Linked DNA regions of Homo sapiens: regions 1, 2, 3, 4 and 5 are each linked to region 6. Evidence: chromatin loops called from intact Hi-C (ENCODE). Cell type or tissue: endothelial cell of umbilical vein. All regions are shown on one strand.

Region 1 (5,000 bases), 78 kb after region 6:
TCAAATGGTTATCTTTACAGAAGTGAGACAAGATAGAATCAATGCTCTTGTAGTCACTTCATCTTTGTCCATTCCCACTTCTGATGGAGAGGGTTCTAGGACATAATGCACTGAAGGTTACATTGTGAGAGATGAACAACATTTGCAAAAGAGGTCTTTTTGCCTTGGAAAGGCTTCATTCTTAAAAAAAAATGTGAGCATCAAGGTTAAGTAGACCTCATTAGCTCAAACTTTAAGGATGATATCAGGATAAAGTTGGGCCCATGAGAAGAGAATGAGAGGGAGATATAGTGACATGAAAATAAGGAGGAAAACGAGGTGTCTATGTAAGTTGGGCTCACCATAAATACAAAGGCAACCGTTAGGGAAAAGCAAAGAAGTCTTTGCACATCCTCAGAACTCTGAATGTCTTAGTGATGCTGTATGAGTGAGTCTTAATGATAGTGAACTGAATCAGTCAAGCCAGGTTGTGTCCATATGAGAATGTGTCTTTGCTAAACATGCCAACATCACTGAAGCAAAGAAACTTGGAGTTTTCTTTAAGATATAGGTCTTTTTTACCTATCCGGCCCAAGCTTTCTCTTCTTGTCACTCCATGCACTGTGTTCCGTATGCTAAATAGTTTGAGAAACCCAAATGGGCCATGTTCGCCTACATTTCATTGTCCTGTACTTCCTGTCCTGTACTAGCAAAGCAGTCCCATTGGTCTTTCTTCTCCTCATTAACAATAAAGGTAACACTTTTGATGTTGTTTCTTCAGAAAACCTTCATTCATCAAAACTGCCTCAAAGATCATGTTTGTTTGATTCCAGAACTTCCTGTAATTACCTGTTATTGTAACACTCATCACTGTATTTTACTTACTTGTGTAACTAATTTTCCATATTCTGCACTAGACAACAAAGTCCTTTAAGTCAGGTACTATATCTATTTACATAGCATTCACATCTCCTACAATAAGGGACATTAGCAGATAAACAACACATATTAAATGAATAATGAAGTTTCTGAAATACTACAGTTGAAAACTATAGGAGCTACATTATATAGAATAAACATTTACTTTGCTATAGAATTCAGTGTAACCCAGGCATTATTTTATCCTCAAGTCTTAGGTTGGTTGGAGAAAGATAACAAAAAGAAACATGATTGTGCAGAAACAGACAAACCTTTTTGGAAAGCATTTGAAAATGGCATTCCCCCTCCACAGTGTGTTCACAGTGTGGGCAAATTCACTGCTCTGTCGTACTTTCTGAAAATGAAGAACTGTTACACCAAGGTGAATTATTTATAAATTATGTACTTGCCCAGAAGCGAACAGACTTTTACTATCATAAGAACCCTTCCTTGGTGCTCTTTATCTACAGAATCCAAGACCTTTCAAGAAAGGTCTTGGATTCTTTTCTTCAGGACACTAGGACATAAAGCCACCTTTTTATGATTTGTTGAAATTTCTCACTCCATCCCTTTTGCTAGTGATCATGGGTCCTCAGAGGTCAGACTTGGTGTCCTTGGATAAAGAGCATGAAGCAACAGTGGCTGAACCAGAGTTGGAACCCAGATGCTCTTTCCACTAAGCATACAACTTTCCATTAGATAACACCTCCCTCCCACCCCAACCAAGCAGCTCCAGTGCACCACTTTCTGGAGCATAAACATACCTTAACTTTACAACTTGAGTGGCCTTGAATACTGTTCCTATCTGGAATGTGCTGTTCTCTTTCATCTTCCTCTATTGAAGCCCTCCTATTCCTCAATGCCTTGCTCCAACTGCCTTTGGAAGATTCTGCTCTTATGCCTCCACTGGAATTAATGTCTTAGTACCACTTGTCTATTCTGCTATATAGTCAGTCCTTACATTGCTTTCTTCTTCTGATAGACCAAACTCTTTAAGGACAAGTACCTAGTCTTATCTATTTCTAGATCCCCCACATTACTCAGAAAGTTACTCCATAAATGTTTGTGGAACTGATTTCTATGTGAAGCACATGTGCCCCTTCACTCTGTTAACATGCATTAGAAAACTAAATCTTTTGAAAAGTTGTAGTATGCCCCCTAAGAGCAGTAACAGTTCCTAGAAACTCTCTAAAATGCTTAGAAAAAGATTTATTTTAAATTACCTCCCCAATAAAATGATTGGCTGGCTTATCTTCACCATCATGATAGCATCTGTAATTAACTGAAAAAAAATAATTATGCCATTAAAAGAAAATCATCCATGATCTTGTTCTAACACCTGCCACTCTAGTACTATATCTGTCACATGGTACTATGATAAAGTTATCTAGAAATAAAAAAGCATACAATTGATAATTCACCAAATTGTGGAGCTTCAGTATTTTAAATGTATATTAAAATTAAATTATTTTAAAGATCAAAGAAAACTTTCGTCATACTCCGTATTTGATAAGGAACAAATAGGAAGTGTGATGACTCAGGTTTGCCCTGAGGGGATGGGCCATCAGTTGCAAATCGTGGAATTTCCTCTGACATAATGAAAAGATGAGGGTGCATAAGTTCTCTAGTAGGGTGATGATATAAAAAGCCACCGGAGCACTCCATAAGGCACAAACTTTCAGAGACAGCAGAGCACACAAGCTTCTAGGACAAGAGCCAGGAAGAAACCACCGGAAGGAACCATCTCACTGTGTGTAAACATGACTTCCAAGCTGGCCGTGGCTCTCTTGGCAGCCTTCCTGATTTCTGCAGCTCTGTGTGAAGGTAAGCACATCTTTCTGACCTACAGCGTTTTCCTATGTCTAAATGTGATCCTTAGATAGCAAAGCTATTCTTGATGCTTTGGTAACAAACATCCTTTTTATTCAGAAACAGAATATAATCTTAGCAGTCAATTAATGTTAAATTGAAGATTTAGAAAAAACTATATATAACACTTAGGAAAGTATAAAGTTTGATCAATATAGATATTCTGCTTTTATAATTTATACCATGTAGCATGCATATATTTAACGTAAATAAGTAATTTATAGTATGTCCTATTGAGAACCACGGTTACCTATATTATGTATTAATATTGAGTTGAGCAAGGTAACTCAGACAATTCCACTCCTTGTAGTATTTCATTGACAAGCCTCAGATTTGTCATTAATTCCTGTCTGGTTTAAAGATACCCTGATTATAGACCAGGCATGTATAACTTATTTATATATTTCTGTTAATTCTTTCTGAAGGCAATTTCTATGCTGGAGAGTCTTAGCTTGCCTACTATAAATAACACTGTGGTATCACAGAGGATTATGCAATATTGACCAGATAAAAATACCATGAAGATGTTGATATTGTACAAAAAGAACTCTAACTCTTTATATAGGAAGTCGTTCAATGTTGTCAGTTATGACTGTTTTTTAAAACAAAGAACTAACTGAGGTCAAGGGCTAGGAGAATATTCAGGAATGAGTTCACTAGAAACATGATGCCTTCCATAGTCTCCAAATAATCATATTGGAATTAGAAAGGAAGTAGCTGGCAGAGCTGTGCCTGTTGATAAAATCAATCCTTAATCACTTTTTCCCCCAACAGGTGCAGTTTTGCCAAGGAGTGCTAAAGAACTTAGATGTCAGTGCATAAAGACATACTCCAAACCTTTCCACCCCAAATTTATCAAAGAACTGAGAGTGATTGAGAGTGGACCACACTGCGCCAACACAGAAATTATGTAAGTACTTTAAAAAAGATTAGATATTTTGTTTTAGCAAACTTAAAATTAAGGAAGGTGGAAATATTTAGGAAAGTTCCAGGTGTTAGGATTACAGTAGTAAATGAAACAAAACAAAATAAAAATATTTGTCTACATGACATTTAAATATGGTAGCTTCCACAACTACTATAAATGTTATTTTGGACTTAGACTTTATGCCTGACTTAAGGAATCATGATTTGAATGCAAAAACTAAATATTAATCTGAACCATTTCTTTCTTATTTCAGTGTAAAGCTTTCTGATGGAAGAGAGCTCTGTCTGGACCCCAAGGAAAACTGGGTGCAGAGGGTTGTGGAGAAGTTTTTGAAGAGGTAAGTTATATATTTTTTAATTTAAATTTTTCATTTATCCTGAGACATATAATCCAAAGTCAGCCTATAAATTTCTTTCTGTTGCTAAAAATCGTCATTAGGTATCTGCCTTTTTGGTTAAAAAAAAAAGGAATAGCATCAATAGTGAGTTTGTTGTACTCATGACCAGAAAGACCATACATAGTTTGCCCAGGAAATTCTGGGTTTAAGCTTGTGTCCTATACTCTTAGTAAAGTTCTTTGTCACTCCCAGTAGTGTCCTATTTTAGATGATAATTTCTTTGATCTCCCTATTTATAGTTGAGAATATAGAGCATTTCTAACACATGAATGTCAAAGACTATATTGACTTTTCAAGAACCCTACTTTCCTTCTTATTAAACATAGCTCATCTTTATATTTTTAATTTTATTTTAGGGCTGAGAATTCATAAAAAAATTCATTCTCTGTGGTATCCAAGAATCAGTGAAGATGCCAGTGAAACTTCAAGCAAATCTACTTCAACACTTCATGTATTGTGTGGGTCTGTTGTAGGGTTGCCAGATGCAATACAAGATTCCTGGTTAAATTTGAATTTCAGTAAACAATGAATAGTTTTTCATTGTACCATGAAATATCCAGAACATACTTATATGTAAAGTATTATTTATTTGAATCTACAAAAAACAACAAATAATTTTTAAATATAAGGATTTTCCTAGATATTGCACGGGAGAATATACAAATAGCAAAATTGAGGCCAAGGGCCAAGAGAATATCCGAACTTTAATTTCAGGAATTGAATGGGTTTGCTAGAATGTGATATTTGAAGCATCACATAAAAATGATGGGACAATAAATTTTGCCATAAAGTCAAATTTAGCTGGAAATCCTGGATTTTTTTCTGTTAAATCTGGCAACCCTAGTCTGCTAGCCAGGATCCACAAGTCCTTGTTCCACTGTGCCTTGGTTTCTCCTTTATTTCTAAGTG
Region 2 (5,000 bases), 440 kb after region 6:
CTTGAGTTTTGAAAAACAAAATATTTTAGCCACCATTTTATTGACAGCTTCATTAAATTGTCAACAATTATATGAAAAATTATTTAGCAAAAGCAAACAAATGCGATCCCTTGTTAAGATAACTACAAGAATTTAATTTTTTTTAAATGAAAACAAGTTTATTAAGAAAGTAAAGCAATAAAGAGTGGCTATTCCATAGGCAAAGCAGCAGCCTGAGCTGCTGGTTGGCCATTTTTATGGTTATTTCTTGATTATATGCTAAACAAGGGGTGGACTATTCATGAGTTTTCTAGGAAAGGGGTGGGCAATTTCCTAGAACTGAGGGTTCCTCTCTTTTTTAGACCATACAGGGTAACTTCCTGATGTTGCCATGACACTTGTAAACTGTCATGGGGCTGGTAAGAGTGTCTTTTAGCATGCTAATATATTATAATTAGTGTATAATGACGAGTGAGAACGACAGAGGTCACTCTCGTCTCCATCTTGGCTTTGGTGGGTTTTAGCTGGCTTCTTTACTGTAACCTGTTTTATCAGCAAGGTCTTTATGACCTGTATCTTGTGCCAATCTCCTATCTCATCCTGTGACTTCGAATGCCTAACCTACTGGGAATGCAGCCCAGCCCAGTAAACCTCAGCCCCATTTTGCCTAGCCCCTATTCAAGATGGAGTTGCTCTGGTTAAAACGTCTCTGCCATATTTCCCCCCTCCATATTTTTAAGGAGGTAAATTTGAGTAGCAAGGTAGTAAGGAACTTCTTGTAAAAATGGCAATATGTATCAGTGATTCTCCCATCAGGGGCAAGACCATAGTTTGGTAAGGCACATTCTTTACTAGGTGAGAGCCAAGGGGAGTGACAGCAATCACCACATGAAATTAGGCATAATTCATAGTTTATCTGTATAGCAGATTGAAAACCCAGAAAAAAATTGAGAAATAAATATTGATGTAAATCATCAGATTTTTCAGCAAATATAGTCCTTGTTTCCCCCAAAATAAAACAAACATTTTATATTTTTAAATATTTTATTTTCCTGTTCTTTGTGAAAACATCAATAAATATCGAAACCTCTCTGCTCTAACACAGAGGGAAACACTGCATAATTAACATTAAACAAGGCAGTATGCCTTACAAGAAAGACATAAAATGTCCAAGGGATATTTAGAACATTTTAGTTCTTAAAGCTTCAACATGAGAAATGTTGACCACACACTGTGAAATCATTTCAATAAATAACAACTGACATTCATCTTTACAGTTACAAAATAGACACACATACATTTCCCTGCCGTCACATTGATCTCACTGGCCATTTTCTTGGATTCCTCAGCCTCTATCACAGTGGCTGACATGTGATATGTCATCACGAAGAAATATTAACAAATGACTAGAGAATATCTGCAAACCTTCTATCTTCAAATTAAATATGAATCAGGATTGAACTAACTTGGGTTTGACCTAAAATAAACAATAAATATAATGGGAGAGTGTGCAAGTAGATTCAATCATAACCTTATTTTACACATAAAATATTAACATAGAATCTTCTAAAACAAACAAATAAATAAATAAATAAATAAATAGAAGACTTCTCCTAAGTGATGCTCAAACACATTAGGCGCAATCCAGGTGGCCTCTGCAGCTGTGTCTCTCTTTCCTCTTCTGTTCCTGTAAGGGCAGGGCCTCCTTCAGGAACAGCCACCAATAAGCTTCCTCCTTCCTTCTGGTCAGTTGGATTTGCCACTGTAATGAGAAAATGGGTGCCCTGAGTAGGTGCTCAGGAAAGCTGACTGCACAACAGTCTTCTCCTGTCCTGTTTCCCCAGGCTCTAGAGTTTTCTGAATGCAGTTTCCCCAGCCTGGCACCCAAGTGGGTACTGCCTGTGACAGCTGTGCTGTGTGGCAAGGACCTCTAGGCTTGGGATGCTCTTTTAGGAATGGGGGTGACGTGGGGTGGAGGAGTGGCAGTCTACACTGTTTTACTGGCTAAAACAGCCAGAGCCTATTGCTCTTTGTCATACTGGGCCTCACTTGAGCCTCAAAGCAACCTCATGATGTAGCTACCATTATTTTCCCTGTTTTGCTGAGTCTCAGATAAACTAAATAATATTGTCTCTGAGTGACATGGCTAATAGGTGGTGGCAACCAGTTATATACCCAGTGCAATATTATTGTGAAATCTCTGCACTTCAACCCTAAACTTTTACAAAAAACCAGGGGGTCTGCTTTTCAGGTCTGAAAGTCAGTAGGAACTAGGGGAAATGAAGCTTGTGTTTTTTAACAGGTGGAAAACACTTCAGCACAACTGGCAAACTCCAATGAGACCTTACATGAAAGCAGTTTTACCTACATTCACTGGCAGGAGGGAAGAACCTGGGTGGTGACCCTGGGCACTGGGAATATCCTCTGGCACCAGAACAGATTAATAACCTTAATGGCAACTTTGTGAAAATAATAATTTTTTCAGTCCTGCAGCTAACCCTGGGTTTTCCTGATTTACTTTTTAGGGGGCAGACGCCAGTATTTCTGACCAACAGCTCCAGTCGCCTGTGTACATGGAAATTATAACTTACTTTTTCAGCATCTTTTCGATGATTTTCTTAACCATGGGCGATGCGGGGTTGAGACAAGCTTTCTGCCCATTCTTGAGTGTGGCTCTGCAGAGAGAAGGGAATCTCGTGAGACAGGAGGTCGGGCTGAGGACAGGGTTTGGGGCAGCGGGAGAGTCGGGGACCCCAGCAGTGGCAGCGGCAGCGATGGGCGAGACTTACATGACTTCGGTTTGGGCGCAGTGGGGTCCGGGGGACTTCACCTTCACACTTTGGATGTTCTTGAGGTGAATTCCCTGCAGGGTCTGCAAGCACTGGCAGCGCAGTTCAGTGGCCAGGGGCGCTCCTAGGGAAGAAGAGACTCGCTGATTGAGCGGGGCTGTCGGCGCGGGGCGCCCACCCCAGCCGCGTCCGGCCCGGGGACCCCAGGGCGCCGGGACCCACCTGCTGCGCGCCGGCTGGCGGCCACCAGGAGCAGGAGCAGCAGCGCCACCCGCAGGAGCCGGGGATTGCTGGGGGCGGCGGAGAGCGTGGCGCGGGCCATGGGGCTCAGCAGGCGGTTCGAGCGGCTGTGCGAGGAGGAGAGCTGGCAAGGAGCTGCCTGTGGCCCGGGCTCTGTGGCTCTCCGAGAACGGCGAACCCCTTTTATGCATGGTTGGGGCTGGAAAGCCCGGAGTCCCGGGCCAGGGAAATTCCCGGAGCTCCAGATCGATCCCGAGTTCGGAAGGAAGGCGATGGCCCCGCCTCTGGGGTGGAGGGGGGTCGGGGCACTCACGAGTGACGTCCGGGTCTGACTGTCTTGCGTAACTCCCGCCAACTGTGGGATGTTCTCTTTCTGCCCCGAATCCCTGGAGCGGGAGCGAGAGCCCGCCGCTCTCAGAGATACCGAGATAACCGCCTGCGAGGAGGCGCTTCGTGAACCCAGTGCAGTGCGTCGTGGGTCAGATCCCTTAGACCCACGTAGGGACCGCGCTACATCCTTACCGGGGGGAGTTACTTCTCTGGAAGACATTTCAGTTGTTGGGATTGAAAGTTAGGGCAAGAACTGCAGCATGTCTTATCTATCCTCTCTCTTTAGTTTGGGTTCTGCAAATTTCATTAATGTTTGAAATAAACGCACGCTTTAACAGTACATGTGTCATCTCAGATGACGCATAAGAGCTTTTGTCTCCTTCCTGGTGTTTTATGATCTTAAAAGCAAATATCACGTGTGTGTGTGTGTGTGTGTGTGTGTGTGTGTGTGTGTGTGTGTGTTTCAACGTAGTGGAGCCAGGTGTTGGGTGCGGGAACAGACCATTGCCAAGGGTCAATTCAGTGTTTATTTTAGTTAACAGTGTTGCAATCCCCCATCCTTTCTCTCTTTGAAATCTTGGAACATCTCGAACTCTAGTAATTCCAGTAGCATCAATTTTTTGTTGTATGGAAGTCTGTGTTTTGATCCATGGAAGTCACTGGGAGCTGCGAGGGGCCTGTTGGGCTCAGGAGGTCTGCCTTTTCTAGTGCTGTCCCTGGGCAGAAAAGGCCATAGACACCACCAGAAAAGGAGCAGGGAATGAGACTCCGCTTGTTTACTACTCTAAGCACAAGCAGACATGTCTGATATATACATACTAGATTGCTAACATAATTGCATTTCCATGCCATATGTATTTACCAGCATCCTGGGATTGGTTCCCTCTAGAGAAACAGCTATCGAGGAAATTTTAGTTCTAGAGGAATGTCAATAAAGCATTTCCAAGCCTGTTTAGCTGATGCCTTCTCACTGGATTACTGACTTTTCATCATCAATTTCAATGACCCCCTCTCTTTAAAAATTAAGCTGTAGGCCTACAATACTCTGTCTTAATTCTTCCTGGTGGATGCAGACTTCAGGGATATGGAGATATTCTGCCACTGCTATGAGAAGGGCTGGGAGTGGCACGAGGATGAAGAAGTGGGACTACCTTAGGAATAGAGTGTTCCCTGGATGCTGCAGCTGTAGAGATCACTTGATAAGGATGTCAGGGCTGAAGTTTCAGCCATACCACTAACTTGCTTCATGACCCTTGGTAATTTATGCTTTATTTGCTCATGTTTCTCCCCTGTAGAAGAGCTTATAATAGTGCCTGCCTCACGGGGTTGTTAGAAGTATTGATTGTTAATATGTGTAAACCATCAGTGCATGTAAAGTGTTATGTAAATATTTGTTAAATAACAAAATAGAAGTGGTGTTTCACAACCTTACTGATATAGGCTGGATGTTTGTGTCTCTTTCAAATTCAGATGATGAAGCCCTGACTCCCTTATGTGCTAATATTAGAAGACAGGACCATGGGAAGTAATTAGGTTTAGGTGAGGTTATGAAGGTATGGCCCCCATGATGGGATAAGTGCCATTACAGCAAGAGATCAGTGAGCTTTCGATCTCTGGCTCTCTCTCCCTTTCTGCATTGTGAGGACACAGCAAGAAGGCCAC
Region 3 (5,000 bases), 300 kb after region 6:
TCTGTAGATGTCTACTAGGTCCGTTTGATCCAGTACTGAGTTTAGGTCCTGAATATCTTTGTTAATTTTCTGTCTCTAATACTGTCAGTGGAGTGTTGAAGTCTCACACTATTATTTTGTGGGAGTCTATGTTTCTTTGTAGATCTCTAAGAATTGCTTTATGAGTCTGGGTCCTCTTGTGTTGGGTGCATATTTATTTAGGACAGTTATATCTTCTTGTTGAATTTAACCCTTTACTATTATGTAATGCACTTCTTTGTCTTTTTTGATCTTTGTTGGTCTGTTTTGTCAGAAATTAGGATTTCTATCCCTGCTTTTTTCTGTTTTCTGTTTGCTTGGTAGATTTTTCTCCATTTCTTGATTTTGTGACTCTCTGTGTCACTGCATGTGAGATGGTTTTCTTGAAGACAGTATACCAACGGGTCTTGGTTCTTTATCCAGCTCACCACTGTGCACCTTTTAGTTGGGGAATTTAACTCATTTACATTCAAGTTTAGTGTTGATATGTGTGGATTTGATCATGTCATCATGTTTTCAGCTTGTTATTTTTCAGACTTGTTTATGCTCAGCACAGTTCTTGATGTGGCTGCTTTATAGTGTCACCGGTTTGTGTACTCCAGTGTGTTTTTGTAATGGCTAGTAATGGTCTTTTCTTTCCACATTTAGTGCTTCCTTCACATGCTCTTGTAAGGGGGGTCTGGTGGTAATGAATTCCCTCAGAATTTGCTTGTCTGAAAAGAATTTTATTTCTCCTTCACTTACGAAGCTCAGTTTAGCCAGGTATAAAATTCTGGGTTAAAATTTCTTTTCTTTGAAAATGTTGAATATTGACCCTCAGTCTCTTTTGGCTTGTATGGTTTCTGCTGACATGTCCACTGTTAGTCTGATGGACTTCCCTTTGTAGGTGATCTGACCTTTCTCTCTAGCTGCTTTGAACATTTTTTGTTTCATTTTGACTTTGAAGAATCTGATGACTATGTGTCTTGGGGATCATCTTTTTGTGAAGTATCTTACTGAGGTTCTTTGCACTTCATGAATTTGACTGTTGTCTTCTCTAGCTATGTTGGGGATGTTCTTATGGATTATATCCAGAAATATATTTTTCAAGTTGGTTCTATTCTCTCCATCTCTTTAAGGGACACCAATGAGTTCACAGATTGGGTCTCTTTACATAATCCCATATTTCTCAGAGATTTTGTTTGTTCCTTTTCATTATTTTTTCTCTATTCTTTTCTGACTATCTTATTTCAGAAAGTGAGCCTTCAAGCCATGAGATTCTTTCCTCTCCTTGGTCTATTATGCTATTAATACTTATGCTTGCATTATGAAATTCTTGTAGTGAGTTTTCAGCTCTATCAGATTGGTTACATTCTTTTCTGTACTGGCCATTTGGTTTGTCAGCTTCTCCATTGCTTTATCATGATTTGTAGCTTTCTTGAATTGTGTTTCAGCATATTCCTATAACTCAGTGATCTTTCTTCTTAACCATATTCTGAGTTCTATTTCTGTTGTTTAAGCCATTTCAGCCCTGTTCAGAACCCTTGCTGGAGAGGTGATATGGTTGCTTAGAGGAAGGAAGGCACTCTGGCTTTTTGAATTTTCAGAGTTCTTGCACTGATTCTTTCTCATATTTGTGGGCTTATCTTCCGGTGATGTTGGCTTAAGTGCAGGGCACTGGCGAGCACAGTTCTGTGTGCCTTCTCTATGCCCTGCAAGCAGGAGTGATTTCTCAGGGCAGAGAAGGATCTATTGTTCTCTGCGTGGTGTTAGTGCAAGAACAGGCAACTGGTGGGGCTGGGACTGGCTGTCTCTGTCCCCGGCAAGACTCAGTCTGTGATGGTGGTTACCATTGGGAGGGGTGAGGACCGCATGTATTCCTGTGCGCTGGCAGGACAAGGAAAGCAAAATCTGCCACCTGCAGGCAGACACCAGCAAAGCAATGTGGGGAGTAGCAATGGATGTGGGGGAAGCTTCAGTATGGGGAGGGAGAATGCAGGCTGGTGTGTGGCTGTAGGGGCTGCTCTGCTGGATCTCTTCACCAGTCAGGCATGAGTCTGCCAGTGCAGAAGCTATGGGGTGGGCCTCCAGGGTATGCAAGGTTTCCCTGCAAGCAGCTATGGTCAGTCAGGGCCCTGGGAGAGGTCAGCAGACCAAGAGGTGCTCAGATTGGACCAGCCCTATCTGATGGGCAAGACTGCCCCATAGAGTTCAGGACTTGACAGTTCCACTAGGGCTAAAGTCTCCTATAGGAGCAAGTCAAGCCTAGGGATGGTCATCACTGGCTGTACTCTGCTACAGATGCTCCCGCACCAAACCTTCTGGGCTCCACATCAGCTGGCTTGCTGCCCCTACCACTTCCCTAAGCAGCTCTCCCTGCCAACTCAAGTGTCTGTGATGGTAAAGAGGTCTCCTCCTACTGGTTTCCAGACACCTGTGGGGAAAGCAGGTTGCTCCTTACCAGTTCAACTCACCCATTCTCCTGGAGCCATTGGGAGCTAGGAAGGAGTCTGGGTGTGCTGTAGCCCCATGTAGGGTTCCCCGCTTTCTCCCCCTTCAGCTCAGCTTCTGTGTCTTCTATCCACCCATACTCTGTGCCTTCTCTCTGCAGATTTGTTAGGAGCATGCTAGTCATCTCAGTTCCTCAGTTGGAGCTGCTTGACCCAGCTGCATCTAGTCAGCCCTCTTGCCCTCCCAAATTCTCCTTTTTAATATAGGCATTTATTGCTATAATCTTGCTTCTTAGCACTGCTTTTTCTATATACCACAGGTTTTGGTATGTTGTGTTTCCATCTTCACTTTTTTCATGGAATTTTTAAATTTTCAAATTTTCATTTTAACTCTTTTCTTTACCCTGTGGTCATTTAGGAGCATGTTGTTTAATTTCCATGTGTTTGTATTATTTCCAGTGTTCTTCTTGGTATTGATTTTTAATTCTATTCCATTTCCATCTATGAAGATATTTGATATGATTTTGACTTTTAACAATTTGCTGAGACGTATTTTGTGACCTAATGTATGCTCTATTCTGGAGAATGTTCCATTGCTGATAAAAAGAATGTATTTTGCTGCTATTGTAAAGGTCTCTTAGGGTCAGTTGACCTAAATACAGTTTAAGTCCAACATTTATTTTTTGATTCTCCATCTAGATGATCCATCTAATGCCGATATGAGGTGGTAAAGACCCCACTATTATGTTTCCGTCCTCTCTTTAGGCCTAGTAGTATTTGAATCTGGGTGCTCTAGTGTTGGGTGTATATATATTTAGAATTGTTATATTCTTTCACTGGATTAATTCCTTTGTCATATAATGATTTTCTTCATCTTTTTTTTCTGTTCTCGACTAAAACTCCATGTTACATAAACATAGCTACTTCTGCTCACTTTTTGTTTCCACTTGTGTGGAATATGCTTTTTCATCTCTTCATTTTAGTCTGTATGTGTCTTTACCAGTAAGGACAGTTTCTTGTAAGTAGCATATAGTTGGATCATGCTTTTAATTTCATTCAGCCATTCTATATCTTTTAAGAGAAAAATTTAATCCACTTATGTTCAAGGTTATTATTGATATGTGAGGACCTGTCATATTGTTAATTGTTTTCTCATTGTTTATACATTCTTTGATCCTTTATTTATCTCTTATACATTGTTGTTGATGATTTGTTTGGGAAGCATAGGAGACCCAGGGTCACACCATTTTAAAATCAACTCCACCTTAAAATTAGCAAGGCAAATTCTTTGTCGGACATGACCAATGGTCATAAGATGTTTATGACTGATGAAGGAGGTTAATAATGCTGTAAGGACAAACTTCTACAACAAGAAAATGTCCAGGTGCCCTGATACTAGCAAGGCACATTCTTTGCCAGTCATGACCCATGGTCATAAGATGTTTATAACTGATGAAATAGCTTAATAATTTATGTGAGGACAAACCCCTACACCAACAAAATGTCCACATGCCCTGACACATAAAAATATAATGCTTTTAACTTGCTGTTGTAAATGTTTTGTGACTGAATATTGTCCTGCAACCATATTCATATTCCATCATATCTTTCTTTTATTGTTCGTAAATGAAGATTGAGTCATCATTTCAACACTCAGAATGAAGAATAAGTATAATACATAGAGTTTAGAAGTGCAGTAATTGAAATAATCCACAGTATTACTGTGAGATGTCAGGTCTCCATGAGTCTTGTTTACTTTCTTTTTTCTCTCTAATTTTAAAGGGATCTAAAAAACCACAGATGTACTTAGGTGAATGGATATAGAATTCACATCTATGACAGTATTGCCTGTCAAGGAGATCAAATCCATTCAGTTAATCTGCCATTTCTCAATGTTAAGAGGGAGCGAAAATATTTTTAAAAAGTTTTAGTTTACATGATGGCCAAAATGGCTGACTGGAAGCAGTTAGTGTGCACTACTTTCACAAAGAGAAGAAAAAGTGGTGAATAAATACTACATCTTCAATTGAAACACCCAGGTGGGCACAAACCCAGGGATTCATCAAACAAACAACTCAACCCAAGGAGAACACAGAGGAGCAAGAATAGATTAATGCCTACCTGACAGTGGCATGGAGCCAGAGGAGGCTCCCCGACCACTGGGAAATGGTGAGAGAATGAGAAACCCTGGGACACACACTTGGTCCATAGATCTTTGCAAGCCCTGGTCTCAGGAGATGCCCTTGTGAGCTCATCCCACAAAAACCTTCAGACTGATATGCAAAGCTATGGGAGTCTCAGCAGAGCCACTGCTGAGGCATAGCCAAAGTCCCAAAAGCCTTTGATCCCCAGGCATTCCAGCATTAGTGGCTTCAGCTCTGGCAAAGGGGGAAGTTAGTCTCCTTTACACACATCCAGGAAAGGAGCCAAATCCAGGGGGTTGAGCAGCAACTGTCTACAGGCTTCACTTACACTGCACCTCACAGGATGAGACCCATTGGTCTAGGACTCCAGCCTCCCACCACTGGGGTTATGAGGCTAGTAGCAGCTCTG
Region 4 (5,000 bases), 450 kb after region 6:
CATGTATCCTTACTGCCGACTATTTCCACATTTTCCACATCTTTTTCTGAGATCAGTTAATAAGCATAACCCTAAGGAATCAGTCCACCAGATGCTTTTTAATTTATTCTGAAAGCTCAGTGTCTAGGTAACTTACCACAGCTGACATATTACAATGTGTGAATATAGCATCAAATGTATGCTTTGTTTCTGCATCCAAGTAGTGCTTTAGGAATCTTATTGTCACTGCATTAGAAGAGTAAAATGTCTCCAAATTTAAATTAATTATAAATAAATGTAAGAAATGATTGAAGCATCATCTAAAATGGCACTATTGTCTATAGAACAAAAATTATGTGACCATTTCAATTATAAAAATGTAATTACTAATTTTGCTGAAGTGAAGAAAAATAAATTTTATATAATAAATATAGAATAATAGAATAAATCTTAAATTATGCATGATTTTATTTTGTATGCATCCAGACATTGCCTACACAATAACAGAATACCCAGATATGGAATTACAAATTCACTTTTCTCTGATATTTTGCTGATTCTCATCATACAAATTCCATAACTTTATATATTTTTAAAATGTTATTAATATATGGTCATGTGTCACATGAAGATCAGAACGCATTCTGCAAAATCTGGCATTAGGCTGTTTCCTCCTTGTGTGAACATCTTAGAGTCCACTTATGCAAACCCAGATGGTGTAGCCTACTCCACACCTATGCTATATGCTCTATTCTATTCTCCCAGGCTACAAGGCTGTACATCATGTTGCTGTACTGAATACTTAGGCAATTGTAACACAACAGTATTTGTGTATCTAAACACACAAAGGATACAGTAAATATATATATTAATAGTACTGTAATCCTATGTCCTCACCATTGTGTATTCCAACTGTAGTTGTCCAAAATGTCATTATGTAGTGCATGACTGTATATCTGTGAAGACAGGAAGATCCTCAGACTCATTTTATTTAACATTTTGTTAGCTAGTTAAGAAAACCGTAAATATTTAGACAGAGAATCATGGGCTTCTCTGAACTCTCTCTCAAGACCCCACAATTGTTAGATATGGCCTCATGAAGCATTGAAGAGTGCATATGGAGGAAAATTATGAAAAATTATCCTAGAACAGATGACTGAAAAGATGAATTTTGGAAAAAATCTAGGTTATTATAACATATTTTAATTTGTACTAATTTTGACACCCCCTCAGAGGAATTTTTATGTTTTTGAAACAAGAATTATTTCTGTTTTTATCTACACACAGAGTTCATTTTATAAGTGCTTGGAACCCAACAGAGCTTAATGAATTGAATAGGATGTTCTTGGGAAAGAGAGTATAGATAATACGCTTCAATAGTTAAGACATCAGGTGAGAAAGCCATTAATTTTAGTTAAAATTACCATTTTAATTAGTCATTTTATGATAACATAGACAATGGAAGATGATTAAGAAAAATGAAGAATCAGCATTTCTTGATTCTTCAATAGACACTTGAAAAACTACAACACAAGGAAAACCCACTGTTTGATGGTCTAAGATCCTATCCCACTATGCTGACATTTGTCAAAACACTTAAATTGTTTGGTTTAAAGAAACTCCTTTTTATCCCTGCTACTAATACAAAGAATATACTTGTGTTTGTTCATTGAAGAGTTTCTAAGTATTAGAATTTCAGCAACAGGAAATTCATTTCTCAACTTGTATTCTTCACACAAAAGGCATCAAATTGCTCATGAGTTAATAGGTTGACAGCTATTGTCATTTCCTGGTGGGAAACTTTCATAGTTAGAGGAAAAGAAGGCTGAACACCAGATGCTGTTCATCATGTATTTTGGGATATGTTCTTGAAGGTCTGAGATTTACACTGAATTTATAAAGCAATGCCATTGAGTCAAGTAGAGAAGAATCTAGATTATAGAACAAGGCTGTGAAGTCAGATGGTTGTGCCAACAGTGTCTGCTGTGCAGAACCTTTAGCTCCCACTTCTCTCTCACATGCACTGAGTCAGAAAATGCTATTTTGTAGGCTGTAGCTACTTGTCAGGTTTATGACTCAACAAACTGAAATATTAGCCAAATGAAATATTGTTGTGCAATTCAGGGTGCTCACTCATAGCACATACAGTGTTGAATATAATCATCTATAGCTTCAAATGTGCTGGTCATGAGTCCACTAAGAAATGCAGAAAAGAAGCAAGAGGAGAAACAGTCTGACCTTAGCTGCAAAGGGCACCAGGATGCCAGCATGCTAGAGTCATGCTGGTTTCCCCCTTCATGGAAGTGACAGGCCCATGACAAATTTACGCAAATATGACATGGAAAATAATTTCTTGAAGAAAACTTCTTTTGCCATATGTTTCCTGGTTTTCTTCTGGTTTGGCCTGTGAATGGTATCAGTTTATTTTCGAGTCTAGTATCCAATATTCCTGGAAGCTAGGGCTGAGGAATGTTCATTTCACAGGATGGCCAAGGTCTGATATGCAAGGCTGGGATTGAGTGAGGCCCCAGGGCAGGCTGAGAACAGGAAGCGGTTTCACTGACATTCCATTCCTTTCTCTCCCTGACCACTCCCATCTCAGAGTGGCCAAGGATCACTGAAGAAATAGTAATTGTCATCTAAACCTCATAACAGGGGTGTCTGGCACTTGAGAGTTGACCCACTTCAATTTATTCAAGCTCCCACTCAAAAAAACTCTCCTTGACTTACAGGATATGAATACCAATTCCCTAAAGCAAAGCATAGTGAGAATTTCAGTAAAAGAAAAGAAACGAAAACCCCAGAAAAAGTATTCAGTAATTGAAGAGTCACCATCCCGAGGGTCCTATAGGAGCTCACCCTTGGTCGGTGAGAACTACTCAGTCAGCCTCACTTACCTCATTGCTCTGGCCAGCTCATACAGGCTTACAAGAGCAGGTTATTAAATGGTCAGGAATTTTGATAGCCAGTTATTCATTGTTGGAAGCATAAATTTGACCACAGTGGGAGTGTTTATGGAAATCAGCAAATGCTACAAATCTGATTTTTTTTTAAATTTGAAAGCTGTTTTACCAACACACCGCGGCTTATAGCTCTGCATAAACATAATCTGTATCAACTTTATCCTCTTTTTCCTCCCCTTACTATAGCCTCTGTCCTCTGCCCTCATTATCCTCTGCTGGGATCTCTTGAATATTTTTTCCCCTTTAGCTGGTTTTCTCTTTCACTCATTGATTTGTCCTGGGTTTCATCATCTAGGCAACTCTCACGCACAGAAAATTCTTGGGAGTTGTTCTCACTAGACTGATAGCAATACCACTTTTATTTATTATTATTATTATTATTATTATTTTGAAACAAGCAAAGGCTCTAGGAATGAAATACTAGAAGATGAAGGATTTTTTTCTTCTGGATCATAAATCTGGGCATCCCATGCCTACATGTTCTGGGACTCATGAGGCATTCTATTGATCCCCAAATTGCTATTAATAGATACCAAGTGAAAATTTGGTATCTCTTCCCATCAGCCCTAATCTCAGAATGCATTATCTTTTCTAAGCAACAACTGAAGCCTGTGTGCACTAGCAGTTAAATGTGTATCTGCAGGAGGTTTAAATATTCCTAAGTGAATGTGGGAAGTGGTAGTGTATTTTGGAATTCAAGGGATCTTAGAAATAATGTAGTCTAATTTGCTCATTAGTCTGGTGAGTAAACAGAGTTTCAGACAGATTAGCAGTTAGTGGTAGAATCAGTACTAGAATTCAGATCCCTGGCTTCCTCTTCTGGGCATTTTCAAATCTGCAACAATGTCTATCTTAATTAACATTATAATTAGGACCAAGATAATCTTCATTCAACTCAACAAATATTTTTTGACTACCAGATATATTTCTATGTGCACTTATTTTATACTAGGTACTGTTCCAGGAGTTGAGACTACCAAGAAGTTCTCTACTTTTTAGAGCATTCTTTTGAGAACTAACATTATTTGTATTAGTATGACTTAACTCTTTGTTCCAGGAAATTCTTACATAGAAAATAAAACTAAGCTCATGGAGAACTTTGCCATTTGCTTGAGGAAATTCTTCTAAGTCAGTTTATTCAGGACATCAGTTTGCACATCTGAGCCAGCAGATCACTCCTCAGACAAGTTCGCTTTTTCTAGCAAGACCCTCACCTGTTTTGTCCACTAACTCTATTATGTCAACAACTGTGCCCAATTCCAGTCCATTCCCTACCTTGTCAGATCAGTTTTAAACATTTTGAGTCCAATTCTCTGAACATCCTCCTTCTGAGACACTAAAATGCTGTCAGAGCATTGTTCCTCCTGTTGAGTAATTCTAATAAATTTAACGTTTCCTGATTGAAGGGGTTTTTTGTTGTTGTTGTTGGTAGTATTTCTGATGAATTGGCAGTTGATATGTTCTATTGGAGACTAGAACATAAGAATGGGGAAGGTGATACTTATAATAATCTATCTGGGTATAGTTAGGATCTTCACATGCCACACTATGTAGTGACATAATTTGACCTGGAAATAGCTGGTCACATTGGCTATATTGATAGCAACAGGAGATAGACAAATTCTTAGGCAGACAGGGATGCGTCCCTGGTAAAACCTGATCTCCAAGCCAAAGACAGCCTGAAGACTGAAAACTGAGCTGCCAGTTCGGGGTAGAGCCCATGACCAGAGTGAGAATTTCCTCGATGCCTTTTAGCCAATATAATGATGCTTTTTCCAGGCCCACCCATGGACCAATCAGCATACACTCCCCCATTCTGAACCCATAAAAACCCCAAACTCAGCCTTACAGACAGCCACCTGCTTTTGGGCCTCCTCTCACACAGAGGACCATCCACTTCAAGTCCCCTCTTGTGTTGAGAGCTTTTCTGCCACTCAGGAAAATTCTTCTCTGCTTTGCTCACTCTCCGGTGTCTGTGTACGTCATTCTTCTTGGTCACAGGACAAGAACCCGGAACATGCCAAAAGGGTGTAACACATACTCCTGCTCACTGAGTTA
Region 5 (5,000 bases), 110 kb after region 6:
TGAAGGCGGACTAGGAGCGTGACCACTGAAGCACAGCATCACAGGGAGATAGTTAGGTCCCCGGATAACCGTGGGCAGGCCTGACTGATGTCAGGCCCTCCACAAGAGGTGGAGGAGCAGAGTCTTCTCTAAACTCCCCCAGGGAAACGGAGACTCCCTTTCCCGGTCTGCTAAGTAGCGGGTGTTGTTCCTTGACACTCTTTGCTACCGCTAGACCATGGTCTGCCTGGCAACGGGCGTCTTCCCAGACACTGGCGTCATGTCTAGACAAAGGAGCCCTTCTGGTGGCCCTGTCTGGGCATAACAGAAGGCTTGCACTCTTGTCTTCTGGTCACTTCTCACTATGTCTCCTCAGCTCCTATCTCTATATGGCCTGGCTTTTCCTAGGTTATGATTATAGAGTGAGGATTATTATAATATTGGAATAAAAAGTAATTGCTACAAACTAATGATTAATGATATTCATATATCTAAGATCTATATCTGGTATAACTATTCTTGTTTTATATTTTATTATACTGGAACAGCTCGCGTCCTCGGTCTCTTGCCTCGGTGCCTGGGTGGCTTGCCACCCACACCCTTCTCATTGCACATGATAAAAACATTACATTTTAACTGGTGATGTTAACATTGATCATGTGGTTAAAGTGCTGTCAGGCAAGTTTCTTCTTTGTAATGTTACTATATTGGCTTTCTATACTCTATGTGTTAGAAAGGAGTCACTAAGTGTATTCCACACTCAAGGGGCTGGAAATTAAGTTCCACCTTAAAGAATTTGTGGTCACATGTTCAAATCAAAACAATAATTAACAAATATTTTAGAGAAAATACTTTGAGGCTATTGGCATTTACTTTTAATACCTTTATTAAATATAATTTGTATTAAAACTACAATTTTTAAAAGTTCTAAATTACATTGCAATTTTATAGACTAATCATCATAGCTAACACTGGGTGCTTATTCTGTGCCAGGCATTGTTCTAAGTGTTCTACCTTTATTGTAACTCTATGAGGTAATTACTATTATTTTTTATGTTAGATAAACATGCTGAAGTGAAGAGAACTTATATAATGTACTCATTATTATATGGCTAGGAAGCTACAGAGCTGGGATTCAAACCTAGAAAGTGTCAGTCTGGTACAAAGTCTGATTTTTCCTGTCAAACATTATTCTACCTTGCCTTTCTATGAGATAAATAAGTAAAAAGATACATGAAAGTATATTGAAATAAGAGAACATGTATATAATATTGAGCAGTAAGGCTTGACACTCCGGATAGATGTAAAATAAATTGTAAAACATTTCTATTGAGATTCAGTGGAATTCAAAGTGTCATCTAAACAGTCTAACATTCATCTTAACACAGTGAAAATTTCATTCATCTGCAGTAGGTATTTAGAATATATAAGTATTTGGAATATACAGGTATCTAAAATATGACCGCTACTCATCAGTTAAAGAATCCCAGACTCCAATAGAAAAATGGACAAGAATATGAATAGGCAATTCACAGAAACTTAATAGATACTTAGTTTCATTAGTTATCAAAAAAAATCAAACTTAAACCACTATGAGATAGCATTGCATATCCATCAGATGGTCAACAACTGGTAAATCTGGTAACACTGAATTTTGGTGAGGATATGGGAAAATGGAAATTCAGACATGGCTGGGGTAAATATAAATGCACATAACTTTGGAAATTGGCAATATCTAGTGAAAGCTGAAGATATGCAGAACTTACCCCAGCATTATCCCTTCTGCGTCTGCACTAGAGAAATCTTCAACCATGTACATAAGAAATTGCTATAAGGATGCTTGTGAAGCAGTGTTGGTAATAGCAAAAACTATTGAACCTCAGGAGTAAAATTCATAAACAGTGCAATGATAGAGTTAAAATGAAACTACTCAATCTAACTGGTTAAACAAGGGTAAACCTTTAAACATACTTCTGAGTAAAAAAGAATACAAAATGCTACATCCAGTACAATGTCATTCACGTAGATGTTAAGCACTAAATACTATATAGAGAAACATGAATCTATGGTAAAAGTTCAGAACACTAAAGAGAATGATACTATCATCACAGGATTTGAATAGTGAAGAGAGAAAACTGGCGAATGGGACTTTAGAGTCTATGTATTTTTTAATTAAAAAAGATTGGAATCAATTATAATCAAATATTAATAGAGCTAATCTCAGAGGTGGGTAGATAGGTAATGGTTATATGCACATATATTTTACTTTTTTGAATAAAATGCTTTATAATTGAGGTCTAAAAGGGTAATATGTGTGGAATTTTTTTTTTGGCAGGGGAAAATAAGGGGATTTAAATCATTTCTTCATCAAAAATCCCTTTGAACTTTTATTTGCCAAACTTCCTTCTTCCTTGTTATGAAGATTAGTAACTCCAAACCATATTCACTTCTGCGGTTTCATTCTGAAAAAAGAAAATTTGGCTGGTTTAGATAAAGCATTCCATTAACCTACATTCTGAACTAGATGTTCTAAAAGGAAGTTATTATTTTCTCTGGCAGAGATGAAGGGAAAAGCCAAAACATTTTGATGTTGACACAGCTTTTGGAGAAGTGCCAAAAAGGTCACTGAGTCTGTGATCCTTCATGGTGTCCGCAATGTGGGCCTTGCAATGATCCCAGTCCTGCTTACCACAGGGTGCAGGTGTCTTTGGAGCTGAGTAGAAACATTCTGAAAACATGCATGTTGCTGTCCCTGGATAAATGCTTAATACTTAATGCACTGCTTTTCCTTGGTCTCAAAATTGTTCTTAAACTTACTTTGTGTGGCTATCTCAATGTTTATAAGCCAAAGAAAGCCAGCTACCTATTGCTTACTGATGGTACACTGCATGTTAATTTATTATTTTTGGCTTACCTAATACATTTATATTTTATAAAATGGATATTTTTTGAAGGTATAATTGTGTCAAAGTGTGCACTTTTGGGTGGAGAAGCAAAAGCTTTGTCTCCATATATAAAGATGATGGATCCTATCTTACATACTTATCTTCAATACCTTTACTGTCACTGAATAAATGTTCCTTAGCACTTACCATGGCAGTTTTATTAAACACAAAAATGTATGATCTTTTTCAGAGGTTAAAAAAAGTATAATCTGTATTATTTGAAACATTAGTAAACCAAAGAAATGCTTACTGAAAATTATGGTTCAATGCCTAAAATGTCTATTTAATTTGTTTTACATAAAGCCTCCAGAAGGTGGATACAGTTGATTTTAAGTTAATTAATCTCATAAATCATTGTAAAATAAACAAAAGATTATAAATACAGTAATTTTGATAATCTGCTTTAAGTTACTAGAGAAATATTAAAAGCATGCACTTTTGCTTTTTGATATACTTAATTTGAAGTAAATAATGCATGTTGAGCCAAAACAAATACAACTTTACCTCTGAATCGTATTTTAAGATTAAGGGGAAAAAGCCATAAAATAATTAACATATTTTCATTTCTCTATATTTTAAATTGATAAAATTTTATTTCAATAATGATGAAAAGTCACTAAGTACATTTTAGTCTTTTTTTAAATTTAATACTTATAAACTGTATCATGTACTTTGAAAACAGGTGAAAATCACTTAAAATTATTTTATTTAAATTGTATTTTCCAGAAGAGTAGGTTGTGGGTTAGTCGTCTTTGCAATTTGTCATGCAATTTGCTGGGATGTCAGCTTCAGCTGGGCTCGTTGTCATCTTGGCCTGAAAAACAGCAAATGATGAAGCAAAGTGTGAGAAATTGTCTCATATTTTATGGCTCACTGAGTGAATGAATCAACTCAGGATGCTGCAGCATTGCCTGCAGGAGTCTGTGTCTGTGAAACTGCTGAAATTCCAAACGGAGTAGCTGATGGACTCTGGGCAGTATTCATGGTCCAAAAGGGTGTTGGCTTTCCTCCCCAGATTTAAGAACTGTAATTTTGAAATGAAGATGACATGTCATTTTCCATTTGTGACAAATCCTAGGAGCTGCTATACTGGTATTCTATCTGAATAAGGATATAAAAAAGATCCAAGTATACCTTCTACAAAGTAAAAACATATCCTTTTGAAGTGTCATGTTTGATGAGTTTTGATAAAGATATCAACTCATGTAGCCACTGCCACAACCAAGATATAGAATATTTACATTATGCTCCCAAAGTTCCCTCTTGCCCATTTTTAGTCGGTCACTCTGCCCCCTACCAGTCCCAGATAACCACTGATCCAATTTTATCACTATAGAATTTTATAGAAATAGAATAATGCACTAGGCACTCTCATTGTCTGACTTTCACTCAGCATAATATTTGTGAAATTTATTCATGTTTTTGCAGGAGCTCATTCCTTTTAGTCTCTGAGTAGTATTTCATACTATGGGGTTATACCACAATCTTTCCTACTTTCATTGTCCTTAGTTTTTTATTTTGTTACTGAAGTTGCTATGAATATTTATGTCCAATACTTTTTTGGACATATATGCTTTTATTTATCTTGGATTAAATACCTAGAATTGATATTACTGGGTCATGAACCTGTATAGATAATTTTAAAAGAAACTGACAAAGTGAGTTAAGAAATTGAGAAGGAAACTAAAGTTTTTTTGAAACACATGAAAATGGAAATGCAATTTATCAAAACCTATGGAATACATTTAAAAAGTACTAAACTTAGTGAAATTAGCACTTTTTTTTTTTTTTTTTTTGAGACAGAATCTCTCTCTGTCGCCCAGGCTGGAGTGCAATGGCTCAATCTCGGCTCACTACAACCTTTGCCTTCTGGGTTCAAGGGATTCTCACGTCTCAGCCTCCCAAGTAATTGGGATTACAGGCACCTGCCACCACGCCCAACTAATTTGATTTTTTTTTTTTTTTTTTTTTGTATTTAGTAGAGACAGGGTTTCACCATGTTGGTCAGGCTGGTCTCTAACTCCTGACCTCAGGTGACCCACCCACCTCACCCTCCCAAAATGGTGGGATTACAGG
Region 6 (5,000 bases):
TGAGACAGTTTATCAACTTTCTCTAATGAAAGTTACTGGTAACATGAAAAAACAATTTCCTACTCATACAATAAATCTACACATATCTTTTTCAGCCTTTTTGGACTTTGTTGTTGTTGTTGTTTAGTGGAAAGATTTGCTTTATATGATTAGACATTGAAAAATTTGTATGGCTTTGGGAAAGAAAAAGATGCCTCTGACATCCAGGAGCTGGCCTGGCACTCCAGCTATGTCTTAGCGATCTCCTCTTCAAATAAATGATTTCACAGAATACCGACATCAGACAATGCCACCCTATGACCATGGTGAATCAAGACAAAAACAAGACCTCTCCGTAACCATGCATGAACACAGGCAAAGAATGAAATCTGTTTAAATCACAAACATGGCCCAATATCTCCCAATCCTGGCTAATTAGAGTGGCTATTGCTTGTTTATTGCTGACAGTTTTAGCTTGACTCTAGTCTTCCCTCTTCCTAGATAAGAATTATTGAGAGATCCAGTCATGACCTTATATCACTTCCTAACAACATCCGATCTAGAGCAAAGCCATGCTTCTCAAACCCTCCTCCAAATCACGTGACACAAGGCCACATTCTGTAAGTTCTTTCTAATGCCCTTTTAGTAAGACACCCCACCCCCTGCCCCGCACCATGTGTGTTCCTGGAGGAGGACATTGAGAACTTTAAAAATTTACCTTTTAGTAATTTCAGATTAACTTGGTTAGATTTATTGGAGAGCAAAACAATTCTCCCTCAGGTGACTTCCAAGGGATAATTATGGGATAATGTATTAGGTTGATGCAAAAATAGTTGTGTTTTTTAACAGTAGTTTCAATGGCAAAACCCACAATTATCATAAGCTAGCCTTCCAGGTTAACTTTCCTAACTTGTACAATATTTCCTTTCCTGATTTCCTCAATTTCCATTATACTTTTCTTCAGACAAGTTAATAGTCCAATGAAATTTTTTCAAATGCTCAACAATCTTCCTCATTCCCAAATAAATTTTAATATATATGTATAAGCACATATACATGCATATTCATTATATATTTGTATACTTGTCACTTTAGACAATTTGAGTATAGAACTACTTTCAAGGAGATGACAATCCAGTTTGCCTTTGGCTGGTACACTTCTTGCCATTTGCTTATATAGGCATTTTGACATTTTGAAGTTTCCTCCCATCTTGAGTACAGCTGATCCAACTATCTGGGAGTAAACAGAAAGACCAATGGACACCCACAGGAAACATGCTGAGGTGCACATGGAATGTGGATAGGAAAGAGGTCTGTTATGATAAGAAGGGCTGTGGTGAGCATCATAGCCAATGTGGGGAGCCACATTCTGCAGCTCTTGGTAAGTGAGGTCAGTGGAAAGACTTGAGTCATGAAGTGTATATATCATTCTTTCAATTCCTGAGGAAAGCTTCATGGGGGAAACGATTTTGAATAAAATGAGAAACAATTAGTTTGGTCATGTTTTATTTCACAACAAAATTTCCTGTTTTTAGTTTAAAAGGTACCTATGACTAATAACGTTTTCCCCAAATTTTCAGGATATGAAGCTTGTGTTCCTTGAGTTTGACATAAATTGTGCTTCAGGCACTTACACAAGTTGATGAATAGCAATATAATTGACTCATTGTGAATGCCTTTATTCATATTAACCTATTATGATGAATTTCAAATTATAGAGTCTAGATTAGCAGTAGAGCAATTATCTGAGCAGTGAGCTTGTCTAGAGACTATTCTATATTTTTATCTTCAGGAAGATGTCCACAATGGAGCTCCTATTAAGACCATAGCATGCTGAAAGTAAATTCCTCACTTAGAATTATTTCAAGACAACAAAGCATACAGTATTGGTATCCATGTATCAGATAAGACTTTTCAGTTGCAGAGAACCCAACTCCTTGGGAACTAAGCAATAATGTAGATTTGTTGGTTCATAAAACTGTAAACCAAAGGAAGAGCCAGCATCAGACTTCTTTTGGTCAAGATTTTGGCCTCTGTCTTCATGCTGGCTTCATCCTCAGCCTGGCTGTAACCTCATGGTCACAAAGATGGCTGCCGTAACAGCTAAGGCTGCACACTTCCTTATTCATTTCCCAAGTAGAAAGCATCACTTCTCACAATCACCAAATGATAATTCCAGATCTTTACTCAGATTGAACCAAGGTAAATTGACCATCATTGCAAGGGGTGTAAGAATATGCTGAAGACCTTCCCCTGAGCTGGAAGTGGGTCAGTCCACTAAGAAATCATGGTTACTGCGTAATTACCAGGTGGTCACTACAGTTATTTCCTTAAAGGAAAATAGGGGTCCGTTTGGAGAGGAACAGGGGGAGTAGGTGCTGGTTAGACCTGTCAAGCATCTGCCATTTTAATATCTCTATAGAAAATGATATTACATCCTACCTATAAGTGGCAGTATTGGGCTAAAAACGTGGGCTCTGGACTTAGATCGTGGCCATTGAATTCCTAATTCATCACTTACTAGCAACATGGTTTTGTGAAAGTCACTTAACTTCTCCATTTCTCAGCATTTTTATTTGTAAAACAAAATTAACAGACTCTTGTAGAGTTTCTATGAAGATTCAATGGAAAAATGCATATAAAGCACTTAGTATAGAGCTCCTCACTTTGTAAGTACTTGGAGCAACATTTGCATGTGAACTAGCCACTTGATGGTCTCTCTAAGGCATCACTTTTATCTGCTTGGGCATCTGTGTGGTGCCCAGTGTGATTTGGGGGCTTCTCTTTCCATCCTCAGGTCATTTTTATCAGCTACTGGATTCATTTTAAGCAGACTTTTGACCCAGAGACTGGAGGGTGGTCTGATACTATAAAAGCAGTGTGTTCTGGTACATCGTGGTATAAATGTTCAAAAGGAAGCCCCACCAGGGGTTCCCAATAGGGAGTTTCCTTTGCAACGTGAATATCATTCTTAAGTGGTTTGAGAACAGGGTACAGCAGCATCTTACTGGGCATCAGTTTGTGTGCTCCTGTCAGGAAAATTACCATCCAAGCCCACTAAACCCACACAGAACCATAATGTTTTAATTATTCCTTTATTACTTCCTTCAGGTAATTGGAAGGCTAAATATACTTACATGGCAATACTCTATTTTATTTTATTTTAATTGAACTTCACTCTATAAAAGACTTGGAGTTAAGGTGGGGAAAACAGGAAGAAAGGAGGAGGAATAACTAGTTAGTTATTTGTTTTTAAAACTCACCATGTGAGGGCTAAAATCAAAGCTTGGATTACATTTGGGAAAATCTACATAAACTTTGTAATGTGTAAAGTAGGCAAATTAAGAGAGATTGCATCAAGTAACTCTGCCTTGCAAAATAATTCATCTTGTGTATTTACTAAAATGACAAACTTGGTGGTTTTGAAATGTGATTTGTGTTTTTAAGGGAAGCAGTTAGGGCAGAGTAAAGAACTTCAGCTTTGGAGACAAGAAGACCTGTACTCAAGTCCTGACAGCACTGTTTATCAGATGTGTCACCTTGGAAATCCCTTGACATCTCTGAGCCTCAGTTTCCAAATCTGTGAAAGAGAGATAATAACACTATCTTTGTAGAGCTTATGGGATGATTAGAAATAATGGGCATGGTTGTCTAGTACAGTGTATGGGAAATATTAAGAGTGCAAAATAATTCTTATTTATAAAAATTTATTGTACATGTACATTTTGTAAGGAAAGATCTGTTATATAATGCAAACCACTCAGATTTCCATGACCTGTTGTCGAGTGTCCTACACCCGATCATAAAAAATTCTCCTCTTACAGGGTCTCATGGCTTCAAGTCTAAAACAGAAATTTACATACATCCTAGTGCCACTGAGGAGAGCAAATAAACAGAAACTGCCATTATCAGTCCACTAAATCTGTAGTTCTCAATCTTGGCTGCACATTGTAATCACTTAAGAAAGCTTAAAAATCCTCAGTGCCCCAACTATACTCCTGAAAAATTAAATCAGAAGTTCTGGGATTGGACCCAAGTATCAGTGCTTATTTAAAGTTCTGCAGAAAATTCAAAGTGATGCCAAGGTGGAGAACCATTGTTTTAAACCATTGCTTCTCACGCTGTAATGTGTGCTGGAATCACCTTGGGGTCTTGTGGACTTGCACATTCTGGTCCTGGGAGGTCTGAAGTGGGGCCTGAGATCCTGCATTCCCAACATTAGGCAATGCTGATGCTGCCAGTTCCTGGACAGCAGCCTTGAGTGGGGCTCTGTTTGGGGTTCTCACTCATCCTATTATGCTTATTTCTTCCTTTCTGTGCCTCCTCTGCACCCTCCAACTCCTCTCCCACACAACCATCCAGTTTTGGGGAAAAGCCTTTCATAAGAGATACTTCTCTTCCCAGGAATTACTTTTTCTGCTGAGACAGGCCCCAGTAATTTTTATTCATGAGAGTAGAATGTTATTCCTTTCCCCTGGAGTGTTTCAAATTGCTCTACTTTTCTTAAAGTGATTTTGATTTATGAGAAATGTATGCTTCTGTTTTCAGTACAAAATGATCATAATTTCATCAGAAAAAGGGAGTTGTTAAAGTATTTGACATAACTCTAACACCTCCAGAAGTTTATTTGACTGCTCTGGAAAGTTTTTAAAGACAATCATTTTGCACAACCAAAAATCAAGAAGGATACTGGTAGTGTTTGTTTAGATTCAAAACGATCAAGAATTGTTGATCCTTCTGATATTTGGATTTGAATCCCTAAAGCAGCTTTAAACCAAACTGTCTGTTTGGATCATTTGGCTAAACTTCACTGGTCAGAATATTACTTGCTGCTCTACATCTGACCTTGACTTAGGGCATAGGAAGCAGAAACTCCGGGACAAATCTGGGACTTGCCCAGTGTATGTTATAGAAATATTCACTTTAGTGGTCTGCAGAGACACCCTTCAAAGAACATAGCCAGGATATTAAATATCCATTTCTTACTTTCTTAGTTTTTTAATTCATTAGAGCTGGAACAG

What was found. Hi-C counts contacts between places; a loop is a spot of excess contacts. Peaks named below come from ENCODE experiments on the same cell type or tissue, not always from the same donor. Only the 100,000 strongest peaks of a DNase experiment are listed, where the experiment ranks them.
Region 1: it touches region 6 in a loop (7-fold over the local background); 6 of 110 quality-filtered maps call a loop at or near these places.
Region 2: it touches region 6 in a loop (10-fold over the local background); 3 of 110 quality-filtered maps call a loop at or near these places.
Region 3: a loop joins it to region 6, with 11 times the contacts of the local background. A loop is called at or near these places in 2 of 110 quality-filtered maps.
Region 4: it touches region 6 in a loop (7-fold over the local background); 3 of 110 quality-filtered maps call a loop at or near these places.
Region 5: a loop joins it to region 6, with 9 times the contacts of the local background. A loop is called at or near these places in 2 of 110 quality-filtered maps.

Annotation. Positions count from the first base shown.
Region 1 is chr4:73,738,002-73,743,001 of GRCh38, forward strand. It overlaps CXCL8 (C-X-C motif chemokine ligand 8), which reads left to right and starts at 2,568. Exons shown (of 4, transcript NM_000584.4): 1 at 2,568-2,721; 2 at 3,541-3,676; 3 at 3,948-4,031; 4 at 4,448-5,000. The coding sequence starts at 2,658. The coding sequence ends at 4,463. RefSeq lists a silencer at 1,031-1,325. In endothelial cell of umbilical vein, no CTCF peak of the experiment used is centred here; DNase peaks (open chromatin) are centred at 2,570 and 3,390; H3K27ac peaks cover 2,557 bases.
Region 2 is chr4:74,096,031-74,101,030 of GRCh38, forward strand. It overlaps CXCL2 (C-X-C motif chemokine ligand 2), which reads right to left and starts at 3,165. Exons shown (of 4, transcript NM_002089.4): 1 at 2,991-3,165; 2 at 2,769-2,892; 3 at 2,571-2,654; 4 at 1,010-1,741. The coding sequence starts at 3,090. The coding sequence ends at 1,726. In endothelial cell of umbilical vein, a CTCF peak has its summit at 2,999 (motif pointing left); DNase peaks (open chromatin) are centred at 381, 671, 1,751 and 3,261; H3K4me3 peaks cover 2,196 bases; H3K27ac peaks cover 2,567 bases.
Region 3 is chr4:73,963,231-73,968,230 of GRCh38, forward strand. No RefSeq gene overlaps it. Among named protein-coding and RNA genes, the nearest start is that of PF4, 16 kb to the right of the region's middle. RefSeq lists an enhancer at 4,648-5,000. In endothelial cell of umbilical vein, a CTCF peak has its summit at 1,949 (motif pointing left); no DNase peak of the experiment used is centred here.
Region 4 is chr4:74,107,187-74,112,186 of GRCh38, forward strand. No RefSeq gene overlaps it. Among named protein-coding and RNA genes, the nearest start is that of CXCL2, 10 kb to the left of the region's middle. RefSeq lists an enhancer at 2,326-2,620 and a silencer at 3,906-4,200. In endothelial cell of umbilical vein, no CTCF peak of the experiment used is centred here; DNase peaks (open chromatin) are centred at 2,285 and 4,925; H3K27ac peaks cover 4,115 bases.
Region 5 is chr4:73,773,993-73,778,992 of GRCh38, forward strand. No RefSeq gene overlaps it. Among named protein-coding and RNA genes, the nearest start is that of CXCL8, 36 kb to the left of the region's middle. In endothelial cell of umbilical vein, no CTCF peak of the experiment used is centred here; DNase peaks (open chromatin) are centred at 2,569 and 3,799; H3K27ac peaks cover 1,312 bases.
Region 6 is chr4:73,660,442-73,665,441 of GRCh38, forward strand. No RefSeq gene overlaps it. Among named protein-coding and RNA genes, the nearest start is that of RASSF6, 43 kb to the left of the region's middle. RefSeq lists a silencer at 1,186-1,391. In endothelial cell of umbilical vein, a CTCF peak has its summit at 2,437; DNase peaks (open chromatin) are centred at 1,390 and 2,540; H3K27ac peaks cover 2,440 bases.